Regions from separate parts of the Homo sapiens genome. Here regions 1 and 2 are each linked to region 3. A link is a contact called in ENCODE Hi-C data. All regions are on one chromosome and are shown on one strand. The core of a region is the stretch at or near the end of the contact, and the rest is flanking DNA. Distances in the headings are between cores, read along the strand shown.

Evidence for each region. A loop is a pair of places that touch in the nucleus more often than their neighbours do. Pooled maps may share reads with other maps.
Region 1: a pooled map shows a loop between it and region 3 (7-fold over the local background). The contact joins two enhancer-like sites. A Hi-C loop is called at or near these places in 7 of 37 single-sample maps with no recorded cell type and 9 of 50 pooled maps.
Region 2: a loop to region 3 is called in a map with no recorded cell type, with 5 times the contacts of the local background. The contact joins two enhancer-like sites. A Hi-C loop is called at or near these places in 4 of 37 single-sample maps with no recorded cell type and 3 of 50 pooled maps.

Annotation. Positions count from the first base shown.
Region 1 is chr15:64,620,336-64,624,761 of GRCh38, reverse strand. ZNF609 (zinc finger protein 609) reads right to left here. Exons shown (of 10, transcript NM_015042.2): 3 at 1,710-1,935. The region is part of intron 3 of LOC101930091 (a long non-coding RNA gene); the gene reads left to right. Among named protein-coding and RNA genes, the nearest start is that of OAZ2, 81 kb to the left of the region's middle. RefSeq lists an enhancer at 2,034-2,113. Within about 2 kb of position 1,926, at least 7 of the 41 ENCODE cell types and tissues checked have a DNase peak (open chromatin) inside an H3K27ac peak, as active enhancers do.
Region 2 is chr15:63,878,456-63,882,885 of GRCh38, reverse strand. No RefSeq gene overlaps it. Among named protein-coding and RNA genes, the nearest start is that of MIR422A, 9.7 kb to the right of the region's middle. RefSeq lists an enhancer at 3,097-3,992. Within about 2 kb of position 1,250, at least 2 of the 41 ENCODE cell types and tissues checked have a DNase peak (open chromatin) inside an H3K27ac peak, as active enhancers do.
Region 3 is chr15:64,244,342-64,248,863 of GRCh38, reverse strand. The region is part of intron 4 of CSNK1G1 (casein kinase 1 gamma 1); the gene reads left to right. Among named protein-coding and RNA genes, the nearest start is that of PPIB, 84 kb to the right of the region's middle. RefSeq lists enhancers at 520-814, 1,704-1,763, 1,884-2,384, 2,385-2,885. Within about 2 kb of position 1,948, at least 6 of the 41 ENCODE cell types and tissues checked have a DNase peak (open chromatin) inside an H3K27ac peak, as active enhancers do.

The sequences.
Region 1 (4,426 bases), core at 677-3,176, 380 kb before region 3:
GTGTACGTAACAGGGGAACTTGGTAATAATAGGCTGCCTGTGACAACCTGACAGAGAGTCTTCCAGTGCAAACGATTTACAAAAAATAAAAAAAAATTATGTGTTAATTTTGCCCTGGCAGGAAGGGATCCTCAGATAAAAAGGTATTCATTGTCCTCAGGAGAGTGAAAGCATTAGCCTCACTCTCTCAAAGTTTTTGTTAGGTTCACATAAAAAAAGCATCTTGTTCTTGGAAAAGAGTCACCATCATAAAGGCAAGCAGAACAAACAGGCAGGAAATCGATTTATTCTATCTTCAATATACTGAGGTAAGAGGCCTTGAAGGTTGCTTGGTGGCACAGAGATATGGTCCGGATATGTCTGTCATTCCAACAGACTCTGTGACTGTTCAGACATTTGTCCATAAGCAGATGACATTTTAAAAATCAGATAGCCACTTTGTGATTTTCAGATTGTATATTGTATACACATATCCAGAGTCAACCTCTAGAGTTAAACTCTCTCTCTACCTTCTCTGCATCAGCTTCTACCACTCAGGCACACAATAAAACCTCATTAGCGACGTTATTCTGAAAGCTGAAGATGTATTACATTCCTAATGATGACACAGACAAGAATACAGAGTTCTTAACCTGTAACACATCAGCACCTATTGCACGGTAAACTTTAAATAAATACTGAATGACAACAAAATATTCAGGGGAACAGATTTTATTAGAATGACCAGAATGAAATGCCTGAATTTCTAGGGGCAGACTGACAAAATAGCTCTGTGATAATCAGAGATGATTAGCTGTGCTCCTCTGGGCCTCTAAACTCCTCAGAGTGAGGACAGTTTGAAAGTCTGTTTACTGATGCAGAGACATGATGGGACTGAGGCCCAGACTCTCTAACCACATATACTCTGACAAGGATTTGGATTCTTCAGAAAAAGAATATGCAAAAATCAAATTGCCACCAGATGTTACCAAAAGATCTGAAATACCCCATTAAGTCTCTTTACACTTCCTTCCATTTTTTCAGGTTCATAAATTTTCAAAACAGAATAGATTCCGTTCTCAGGGGCAAGTGGAACATGCAAGAAGTCTGGATGCCTTGGGCAACAGCAACCTACAGTGAGCCAACTGCTTAGTGGATGCCTGAAAACAAGACCATCTAAACATTTCCTATAAAATCTGTACCAAGTGACAGATACATGAAGCGGTGTGGGTGGCTGGGCAATGAGGCAATCAGTGGGAAGAGTGAACTGGCTGTACCTATAGGTGTTAAAAAAGGCAAGAGCTGCATATGCAATGAGCCAACATTAAGTGAATTTAAGAGTGACTATTCTCCATCCTCTTGACTCCCTCAGCTGCCCTTTTATTAATTTTTCTCTTCAGGCCTGACCTCAAATTTAATTTATAATCTAACTCTCCCATATAAAATATGGAGAGTACAGATACAGTTTGAATTACCTGGCCAATACCTATCACATGACTGCATATCATAAGTACCAGGATCAACACTGTTGAATACTATGAAGGGAAGAATCTCTAGAAGCTGGGAAATTTTGCTAAGTCTGCTAAAATCCTCTGTGTGGGTATCTCCCGCAGACTGTGGACACTTGAGACTCTAATAACCACTTGGTAATATTTACAACAATAAGTCCCTGGTGGCTCCCCTGCAGAAGCAGGTTGAGAAGGGAGGGGAAAGCCACATATCACACTTACCATCTTCTGTTTCCTGCCACACGATGCCTTCAAGGTTGACGCTAGTTCCAGGTTCACAGGGGCCCAAGCACTCAGGCTCTGTGGCCAGAGCCACATCACATGTGTTGACCCCAACTGATCGGGTACGAACCATGATCTGCTCACAGGGAGATGAGATGTCATTGTTGACCACTGGCACCAAAAGGTGTATTGGCAGCACTGCTGGTGTGGAAACAGGGGACTCCATCTGTGGAGGGAAGAAAAAGTAGTAGCTGAGTTGCAGGGAGAACATTTAGAGGAAATACCTTTTCTGTATTTAATCTAGTCCTATATCTATTCCTGCCAGAGTGCAGACGGCTATAAATAAGACTTTGGTTCTTCCTTTCAAGTTCTGGCTTATGATACCACTACAAATCTAGTGGTTTAGATGAGAACATCCTGTGCTAAGAGAAACTCTTATTAATGAGCGTATAATGATCTTCTTAATGATCTTCCTCATAAACTGCACTTGGCTAAAATGTTTTTTAAAAAGTTCTATTTTTTCCTCATCTCATTAAAAAGTCTCTAATGAAAGAGAATCAGGGCCAGATTTCAATAGTAACAGAGCACACAGACTGATGAGAAAGACAAGGCCCAGCATCTGAGGTATGTTTTGCTACCACCACTATGCTTCCTACCAATCTATCATTCAGCAAACAGTACATTAGTCTGGCATAAAATCCATGAATTTGGGTGGGGATAAAGAGAGGAAGAAATAGCCAAATCCTAGGAATGCCATGATTCCTAATGATCCTAGGTGCTTTAATACATCTTTGGCTAGAAGGAATAAAGTTATAGCAGGGCTGGGATTAACCTGGTGGGAATTTCTAACCCTTAGAAACTGTAACATGTAACAGTGGTTGTTTAATGAGAATGGCATCTTGGAATATAATTCTAACATCAAATTTATCTATAAGAAACAGGAGGTGCTGTTGCCACCCAGAAGCCAATCAACAGCAGTCTGAAGATGTTGTTGATTATGTACACATAGATAGAAATAGTCAAACATGGCTAGGCACGGTGGCTCACACTTGTAATCCCAGCACTTTGGGAGGCCGAGGTGGGCAGATCACCTGAGGTCAGGAGTTCGAGACCAGCCTGACTAACATGGTGAAACCCCATCTCTACTAAAAATACAAAAATTAGCCGGGCGTAGTGGTGGGCGCCTGTAATCCCAGCTATCCAGGAGGCTGAGGCAGCAGAATCGCTTGAACCTGGGAGGCAGAGGTTGCAGTGAGCTGAGATCGTCTCAAAAAAAAAAAAAAAAGAAAGAAGCAATTTGCTTCCAAAACCAGAAACTAGAACCTCTCACAAGAATGTAATTAGTTAGGTTCCAAGAAGAATGCAACCCATCTAGAGACAACATAAAAGTTGTGATGGGTCAGGTGCAATGGCTCATGCCTGTAGTCCTAATGTTTTGGGAGGCCTATGGAGGAAGATCACGTGTAGCCAAGAGTTCAAGACTAGCCTGGGTAACATAGCAAGACCCCACCTCTATAAAAAACAAAAATAAAAAAGGTATCTGTGTGTGGTGGCATATGCCTGTATTCTCAGCTACTCCAGAAGCGGAGGTGGGAGGACCACTTGAGCCCAGGAGGTTGAGGCTACAGTGAGCTATGATTGCACCACTGTACTCCAGTCTGGGTGACAGAGTGAAATCCTATCTCAAAAAAAAAAAAAAGAATGAAATGAAGTGGGCAGTGATCCTTTAACTCTTTAAATCCCAGAATTTATGAGGCTGACAAAGTCTATTATGCTCGAGTGATTGATGCCCCAATCCTGAATGAGCATAACGTCTTGCATATGCAAAGACACTCAATGCACACACTGGCTTATTTCCTCCGAAGATTAAGTATGATACTAATCAGCAGACCTAGAAAATGAGAGTCAAAGATTGGGACTTTCCCAATCCTTGGGACTCTTCCCTTTGTGAGGAATTCTTAGTCTAGGTCCTTTAATAGAGAGTCCTTTGTGAGGACTTCTTAGTCTAGGTCCTTTAATAGACTTCTTAGTCTAGTCCTTTAATAGAGACATTCAGAGAAGATCATACATGTATCCGTAAGCCAAGCTTCTAAATAGCTCTGCAACAAAACTCTGATTCTGGAATAATTTACTACATGACTATCACTCTATCTATAATCCATTTCCCTCCCACAACACACACAGAGACAAACACCTTCCTGGCCTTGAAAACTAGCCTATAGGCTGAGGTCTGGGTTCCGGATCCATTCTCCACAGTTGGCTCTGACTTCTTGGCTTAGAAAGTCATCACTATTTGTAGATCATCATTGTGAGTCCACAGAATGTTCATACACTGATTCTGATTAATTCTGGTCCCTGAAGAGCTGCCAAAACATCCTTGTCTGCTTGTCTCACACACACACCCCTTGTACTTCCCCAACTCCACCTTTTTCATGAAATGAAATGGAAGTAGAAGCCTGTATAATGAATCATCTACATTTATGATAAATGCCAAAAGGCATATTTGCTCTCTTGAAAACTGGGCATTTATAATTTAATTTCCCAACCTTCTTGGGATGTGGTAGATCCTGGAAAGATCTTTAAAATTTCCATGCACAGAAGTGAAGGTAAAAAACAACACAGAAAAAGTAAACTGGATCCTCCCTACTCACTCCTCTGCAGTGCTGGAACAAACTCTTGAGAGTCACTAGAGAGGGAAAGTTAGAGACAGAATATAC
Region 2 (4,430 bases), core at 1-2,500, 370 kb after region 3:
CCTAGCTGTCCATCCATGGGGCACAGCCAGGTGAAGAACCCTCTCCCCACACTGCCTGGGGTCACTGACCTCAAGTTCAAACCCTGCTTGGTGAAGATGATTCTGCTGATGATGCCAACGTTCAGGTCAGCCTCAGCTGTTCAGAGCATGTCTACCCACAGGCCATGCTGTAGCCAATGTGGTCAAAGCCAGCCCCAGATAACCTTCTGGGAACCCTGCTCTAGGCTCCAGCTTTGGTATTAGCCAGGGTGCTCAGAGCTTGGCCCAAGGCTCTTGGTGCAGTGGCTACTCTCTAGGCCTTGCTGTGGAGCAGCTATGGCAGGGGCAGCCTCCTCAGCCTGCCAGGCCTGAGGGAGGGAGGAAGGAAGGGAGGAAGGAAGAAAGGAAGGAAGGGAGGGACAAAAAAAAAAAACCCAAGCAAATATTGGGGCTCAGAACACAATATCCCAAAATATGGCACTCTAGCACTCTGAGTTATTTGGACTGGAAGGGATGGGAAGGGCCTCAAAAGCAAGTCTTGCTGATCCTCTCCTGCCTTCCTTTTTCTTTCCCTCCTTTCTCCTTACCCAGTATTGCCCCTGAAAGAGGTCATAGAAACTAGAACTCCTCTCCCCAGTGCAAGCCACGAAACCTAGAAATGTCACTCTCTAACCTCTTCCCATCTCCCTGGAAGACCCTCATACGACAGGGGTCCTGCCCCTTACTCAGGAAGGAAAGAACGCTACACAGAGAGGCCGTAGAGAAGCTGAACAAGAGGCCTTGCTGTGTTCTGCCTTCAGTCTATCACCATTAGAGCACACCCTCTTTCCAATCACATTTCTACATGGCTGTCTGTTCTTTATTGGACCTAAGCTTAAAAATACACAGTTTTCCCTTTGTCTCTGGATCTTCATTTCTGAAGCCTCTCGCATCACGTAAAACTTAGATTAAATAAATGTGTTATGCTTTTCTCTCGTTAATCTGTTTTTTGTCATGGGGGTATTGGCCATGGACCTTGGAATGGGTGAGGAAAAGGTACTACACCTCTTTGCCCTACAAAAGCAGGCTGGCAAGTAGGATGGCCCAGCACCTATTGCATGCCAAGTGTCTTCACTCAGGCAGTTCCATCCGTGTCTAAACAACCTCGCACTTTTCACTTCCCCACTTTGGGGATGAGGAAGCTGAGACTCAAAGGGGCAGATTATTCGTCTTAGATCACTCAGCTGGCAAATGGAAGAAATAGTGTTTGAAACCACAATCTGTTGCAGCCTCCCAGATGGGTACCTGCCCACCAGAAGGTCTTATGCCTAGTGTTCCATTATTGGAATGCTAAGCAGGTGGGAGTTATTTATATCCTGCGGCTCAAGGTCATCACCAAGGCCTGATTTTTCACACACGTCTGCAATTCAAATTGTAACCTCTGGGCCGGGCACAGTGGCTCCTGCCTGCAATCCCAGCACTTTAGAAGGCTGAGGCAGGTGGATCATTTGAGGTCAGGAGTTTGAGACCAGCCTGGTCAACATGGTGAAACCCTGTCCCTACTAAAAATACAGAAATTAGCTGGGCATGGCAGCCTGTAATCCCAGCTACTTGGGAGGCTGAGGTGGGAGAATCACTTGAGCCTGGCAGGCGGAGGTTGCAGTGAGCTGAGACCACGCCACTGCCCTCCTGTGTGGGCATCAGAGTGAGACCCTGCCTAAAAAAAAAAAAAAAAGTAACCTCTTAAGCTCTCTCCTTAGCTTCTGGGAAAAATGAGTAGGGGAACTCATTCACACTAGAATTCTAATATAGGTTAATAATATCCTCTTTCCCAGGGGGCTCCAAGATGTGGACCCAAGTCTCACCTTTCTCTATCTCCCTCACAGCCAGTCATGACCATGCGATGGCCTCGGACCGTAGAAAGTAGTTTAACTGAACTGTTTCTCTTGGGAATTTCCCCTAAAGCTGAGGCATTTCCTTCTAAGTCTCACTGGAAAGTTCCCAAGAGCCCACGAGGTCAAGGCTACAGTGAGTGATATTTGCACCACAGTGCTCCAGCTTGGGTGACAGAACAAGACTCTGTCTCAATAAATAGATTAATAAATAAATAAATAAATAAAGTACTGAAATCTGTATTGGCAGGTGCATCAAGACGTAGAAACTCTCCTTGCTCATTTTGGTTCTGTGAACTTCCAAGTACCTTTGAGAACCCCCAAGGAATCCAACTCGATTTCTTTCCTTTCAACTTAACCCATTTTCTAAATACCGTGCATCTCAGCTCTGTGCTAAGGTGCTTGGATTGTGCTGAAGAAGTCATAATCTCCATCCTTAAATGGTTGTACAAACTAAGGAAATAAAAGCCTCTCAGTGGATGGTATTTAGAGATGAAAGAATTATATACAGGAAGGAAAAATGTAGAGTGAGGCTTCCCAACTGGGCAAGGGACCCTCACAGGCTGTTACTTGGGTCCCCCAGTGTCCTCTCAAGTTTTGCCTAGGATTGGGGTCCCCAGGTGTGCTGTTGGGGGCCCAGGCCCCACAAGGGTAGCTCTCTGAAGAGGTCCATTTGTCCCTACTGACTCTGAGGGCACAGCTGTTGAGATCTGGGTCCCTGGGATGAGCATCTTGGGAGCTGCCTCTAGGCTAGCCTTCTCTTGGTGTACTCCCTCAGCATTCCTGGAGCCTGGTTGGGGGCTGGCCCTAGGGAGCCCGCCCCTGCCTGTGCAGAGTTGCTCCTGGCCCAGGGGAGAGTGAATGCATTGTGCTCAGGCCTCAGTAAGAGGCAGCCTTGGCAACCAGAATCCTGAGGGAGGGTGTGCCTGGCAGGTCCCCTATGGACTCAACCAGCCACTGTCCTCATCACCAAGCATTAGTTTGGACACTAGCTGCACCCTGCTACCAACAAGAGATCAAAGAATCATGTCTGGGACATAGAGTCCAGAGACCTGGGCTCTAGTCCTGGCCCTGTCACTAATTCTCGGGGCAAACTTGGTCATATTTGTTACCTCATATGTGCCAGACACTGTGCAAGATACTTCACATACTTAAGGCCAGGCACGGTGGCTCACGCCTGTAACCCCAGGACTTTGGGAGGCCGAAGCAAGTGGATCACCTGAGGTCAGGAGTTCAAGATCAGCCTGACCAACATAGTGAAACCCCGTCTCTATTAAAAATACAAAAATTAGCTGGGCCTGGTGGCACGTGCCTGTAAACCCAGCTACTCGGGAGGCTGAGGCAGGAGAATTGCTTAAACTCAGGAGGTGGAGGTTGCAGTGAGCTGAGATTGCACCACTGCACTCCAGCCTGGATGACAGAGGGAGAACATCTCAAAAAAAAAAAAAAAAAGATACTTTACACACTTTTTTAAAAAAGCATTTTCTCTCTTATCACGTTTTCTGTCTCTGGCCCTCCCATCTCTTCATCCTGCAGAGAGGCTGGACTTGGTGAAAGGAGGAGGCAGGAGGAGGCCTTTTGGCTGAACAAAAGGCCTACCCCGTGCCCCACCCCCACCCTAGAGGCATACAATCATTGCCAGCTGAGCCACTGGGCCCAGGGTTTCCCCAGCCTTTATGGTTGGGTTTGCATTGAGGCTTCTGGTTCCTGGGGGAGTCTGGCTGCAGAGTGGCCCCATCGGATGCTCTCAGATGTCCCCTCCCACCCACCTGCAATGGCCCCAGTCCACACACTGTGGGATGTTTTTATTCTTTCCTGCTCTCCTCTTCTCCCCTCCCTTCCTCTCTCTTTTTTCCTGTCTTTCTCTCTCTTTCCCTTTCACAAGCTGGGGCTAGAACATCAACTTAAGGAGGAAAACACAAATAAAGGGCCTTCCTCAGGGAAAAACCTGATCAGAGGAGACTCTGTGCCTGGAGCCTGTTTTCTGCCAGCTGTCAGGGATTCTGTAGGATTGGCCTCTCCCAACCCGGAGCTCCCCAAAGCCAGGTTCCTTCTCCCTGCTGCTGTCCTTTGGCTTGGAGAGTGGGGACCTGCATGTCCTGCCTCCTCCGCTTGACCCAGGAGGACACGGCCTCTTGGGATTCTGAGGGTAAGTGCTCCCTGCAGTGCCATCGCTCTTTCCTGCTTATTACTTCACCATCCTCACAACAACCCTGTGTCGGAAGAGAGTGTTCAATGGGCACACAGTTCCATGACCATTTTACCGATGAGAAAACTGAGGCCACACAACTACTAAGACACAGGCCTTCCATCTCTGAGTCCTGCACTTTGCTTAGGTGAGTAACTTCAGCCATTGATCTGGTCATTCTGTGCCCCTCTCTCCAACCTCCCTGGGGTTCTCTTGCTGAAACTGTCTGAATTGGGAATGCAGCCTGGCTCCACGGGCTTCCCAGGTTCCTGCCAGAAGCACCCAGGCTAGCTTTACTGCAGGAATGGAAGCTACCCTCTGCTCCATTTCTGCTAAGAAGAATGCCTCAGATAGGCGGGCAAGGTGGCTCATGCCTGTAATCCCAGCACTTT
Region 3 (4,522 bases), core at 699-3,198:
CAGGCGTGAGCCACCACGCCTGGCCAATTTTTTGTATTTTTTTAGTAGAGACGGGGTTTCACCATGTTGGCCAGGATGGTCTTGATCTCCTGACCTCGTGATCTGCCTGCCTCGCCCTCTCTAAGTGCTGGGATTACAGATGTGAGCCGCCGTGCCTGGCCATATTTTTTATTTTATTTTTTCCAGAGTCCAGATGAGGAAGAACATTGGGATATTTTTAAAATCCTGATTATATTATCCTATTGATGATTAGGCATTGACTATTTTTTTATTGTAATTGCATATTGGTCCCACTCTCCCCACTCCCTGCCATAAGATTATAAGCTCCTTGAAAACAAGCCTTGTGTCTTCTTTACCCTTGTATCTCAAGCGTATCTTAAGGCCTGGTGTGATGTCATTCTGTCACATAGCAGTCAGCAAGTAGTTCAGTGGCAGAAAGAAGTTAGAAAGATTTAATAAGCTTGCCTTTTTAGATTTTTACCAATGTTATTAATAAAAATATTCCTTGTGATGGTTAAAAAAAGGAAATTTATTTTGAAAGAAGATCAATTGACAAGAAAATAGACAAGATTTCACCATGTGTCCTTGTAAATGTGAGCATGAACACCAGAGCTTGTTTTTAACTTAGAGGCACAGCATTCCTCCCCCTATTTTTTCAGAGTAAGTTCTCAGCTGCAAGTATGACTCATTGGTAGTTAATGTTTGAGCAGCCAGTGCGCATATGCCACTCTTTTGATTACCAAGGTGATGTTGCAGCATTGTAAATAAACAACCTTTTGTGCCAAAGCCACACAAAGACCACAGTAACATAATTAGTGTTTTTACTCACTAGTGTTTTGTCTGTCATTGTTCATTACTGTCCAGTGAATTATAAAATATTTGGATTTCCTGACAATGAATACTTAAACAAAAAGCCCATTGTGACTTAGGTTTGTTCAGTGAATTAATCATTGCTTATAAATGTATGAAATTATTTGGGAAAAATGATTGATTATGAATTTAAAGAATACCTATTGCTGTGATATCCAGAGCTTGAGACATTAAATTCCTAAAATAGGAACTTTTTGTTGTCCTGGGACTATGACCATTTTCTTCAGTACCCAACTCTTAATCATTACCTTGGCCTTTTGGACCCCAGTTTCACATTGATGACCTGATCTAGAAATTCATACCAATTCTCTAATTATGTAGAGATAGAACAAAAATGACAGCACTGGGTAATTGTGAATGTGGTTCTGGTTGGAGGTCTTCCACATTGTCTCTGCTTTTCCTTGTGTGATCTCTAACTCTTTCTCTTCCATTCCACTTTGTTTTCTAGTGAGTGGTCACACTTTTCAAGCTTTGTTTCTTGATTACAGTTTTACCACCAAGATTTTCAAGACTTAATGCTTAAGAATTGATATCTCCAAGATAATCAGGGAAGAAAGTAAAGGGGACCATGAGAACCTTGAAACTGAGAATAAGCATTTTATTTTCCTGTTAGCTATCATTTTTTCATTTCTTATAGAAACCAAATTGTAAAATCTTATAACTATTTTTCTTATTTTCTTCAATCATCAATGTTATGTTAATTGTATTATGGTCACCATAGGCAAGTTTTAATTTCTTTTCTTTTTATGGGAATGATTTTAGGTTTCAGTATTTCCTTAGGGTCTTTTACTTAGGAAGATACATACATTATCAATTTAAAAATTTTCCAATCCATAAATCTTTTTTCCAGCATAGCTCTCAGTTTTGCTTGTATTCTAGCACACAGGAACAAGATTTGGTGGATGAGAGGTTTGGGGCAGAGATATGAAAGAGTCTGTGGCCGAAACAGATCCGTATTAGGAAGAGTGACAGTATGAGAATGACTCCATAGCTGACCACATGACAACAGCGTGGTATATGTTCGTTAATTGACTAGAAGATGAATAAGCCAGAACCAAGCATGCAGCTGAAGTGGGAGGAAAAAGGGAGGGAGGGGATGAGTCAGCAAGGACCAGAGCAAATGAAAGAGGATTGAGGGTTTAGAGGGTAGGTAAACGGCAGGATAATAGGATTCTTTGCAGTAAATGACAGGAAAATGGAGGTCTCTGACATAACCTGAAATTTCTAAGTCTAGGCTCCCATATCCTGGCTTCCCAGCAGCTATTGTAATCTAGTGACTCTTCTGATTTGGCTCTCTTATAAAGGAGAAGCTAATCCTCAAATTAAAAAATGACAAGATTCCTCCCCCCCCCCCTTTTTTTTTTTTTTAAAGAGACGGACTCTTGCTCTGATTCTGAGGCTAGAGTGTAGTGGTGCAATCGTAGCTTGCTGCAGCCTCAAATTCTTTGGCTCTAGTCATCCTCCCGCCTCAGCCTCCCAAGTAGCTGGGACTACAGGCGCAATGCACCATAGCTGGCTAATATTTTTAGTTTTTTGTAGGGATGGAGTCTCACTATGTTGACCAGGCTGGTCTTGAACTCTTGGCCCCAGGTGATCCTCTCACCTTGGCTGCCCAAAGTGCTGGGATCACAGGCATGAACCACTGTGTCCAGCCTTAACAAGACCCCAGTTGAAACTTCACAAATGCAGTAGTCAAAACAAAATCTCATTGGGCAGAGAAAGCCAGTTAACTTGTTAAATACCTAGTAGGCGGTTCATTTTTAAAATTGATACATAATATACCTATTTATGGGATATATGTGATATTTTGATACATGCATATCTATGTGTAATTATCAAGTCAGGGTGGTTAAGCTACTCATTACCTCAAACATTTACCATTTCTTTGTGTTGGGAACATTTCAAATCTACTCTTCTGGCTATTTTGAAATATACAATAAATTATTGTTAACTATAGTCACTCTGCTGTGCTATCAACACTAGAATTTATTGCTTCTAACTGTATGTTTGTACCCATTAACCAAGCTCTCTTCATCCTCCCCACACCCAACCATTCCCAGCCTCTGGTAACCATCATTCTATATGAGATCAACTTTTTAAGTTTTCACATGAGCGAGAACATGTGATATTTGTCTTTCCCTGCCTACCTTATTTCAGTTATTATAAAGGCCTCCAGTTCCATCTGTGTTGCTGCAAATGACAGAATTTCATTCTTTTTTTGTGTGTGTGTCTTTTTTTTTTTTCCTTTTTGTGGAGAACCGGGGTCTCGCTATACTGCCCAGTCAGGTCTCAAACTCCTGGGCTCAAACTATCCTCCCACCTCGCCTCTCTGAGAGCTGGGCTTACAGGTGTGAATTTCATTCTTTTTTATGGGTGAATAGTATTTCCTTGTGTGTATATGTACCACATTTTTTTGTCCTTTATCTGTTAATGGACACTTAGGTTAATTGCATATCTTTGCTATTATGAATAGAGCTGTAATAAACATGGACGTACACACATGTTTTTGATAAACTGATTTTGATAATGGCTGTGAAGATCATTTGCCCATTTTTAAATCAGATTATTATTTTTACTATTTTTTGCTATTGAGTTGTTTGAATTGCATATATATCCTGGCTATTAATTAATCCCTTATTAGATACATGGTTTGCATATATTATATTTTCTCTTATTCTACTGGTTGTCTCTTCACTCAGTTGTTTCCTTTGCTGTGCAGGAGCTTCTTAGCTTGCTGAAATTCCATTTGTTTATTTTTGCTTCTGTTGCCTGTGTTTTTGAGGTCTTACCTGAAAGATTTTGCCCAGACCAATGTCATGAAGCATTTCCCCAATGTTTTATTCTAGTAGTTTCATAGTTTCAGGTCTTACATCTAAGTCTTTAATCCATTTTGATTTGTTTTTTTTTGTATAGTTAGAGATAGGGGTCTAGTTTCATTTCTCTAAACAGACCATCCTTTCCCTACTGAATGTTCTTGGCACCTTTGTTGAAAATTAGCTGGTTCCAAATATGTGGGTTTATTTCTGGGTTCTCTCCTCTCTTCCCTTGGTCTCTTTGTCTGTTTATGCCAGTAACATGCTGTTTGGTTACTGTAGCTTTGTAGTATATTTTGACATCAGGTAGTGCGTGATTAGTGGGTGATGCCTCCAGCTGTGTTGTTTTTTTTTCCCCGCCTTGATACAGGGTCTTACTCTGTTACCCAGGCTGTAGTGCAGTGATGTGATCACGGCTCACTACAGCCTCAGCCTCCCTCACCACGCCCTGCTAATTTTTTGTAGAGGTGGGGTTTTGCCATGTTACACAGGCAGGCATCAAACTCCTGGACTCCAGTGATCCACCTGCCTCAGCCTCCCAAAGTGCTGGGATTACAGGTGTGAGCCATTATGCCTGGCCTTGCTTTGTTCTTTTTGCTCAGGATTGCTTTGGCTATTCAGAGTCTTCTGTGATTTCATAAGAATTTTAGGATTGTTTTTTCTATTTCTGTGAAGAATGTCTTAGGTATTTTGATATGGATTGTGTTGAAGCTATAGATTGCTTTTGGTATTATTAATATTTTTACAATATTCTTCCAATCTATGAACAAGGGATGTCTCCCCCCGGCCCACACTCTTTTTTTTTTTTTTTTTTAATTTTTCAGTTTCCTTCACCAGTG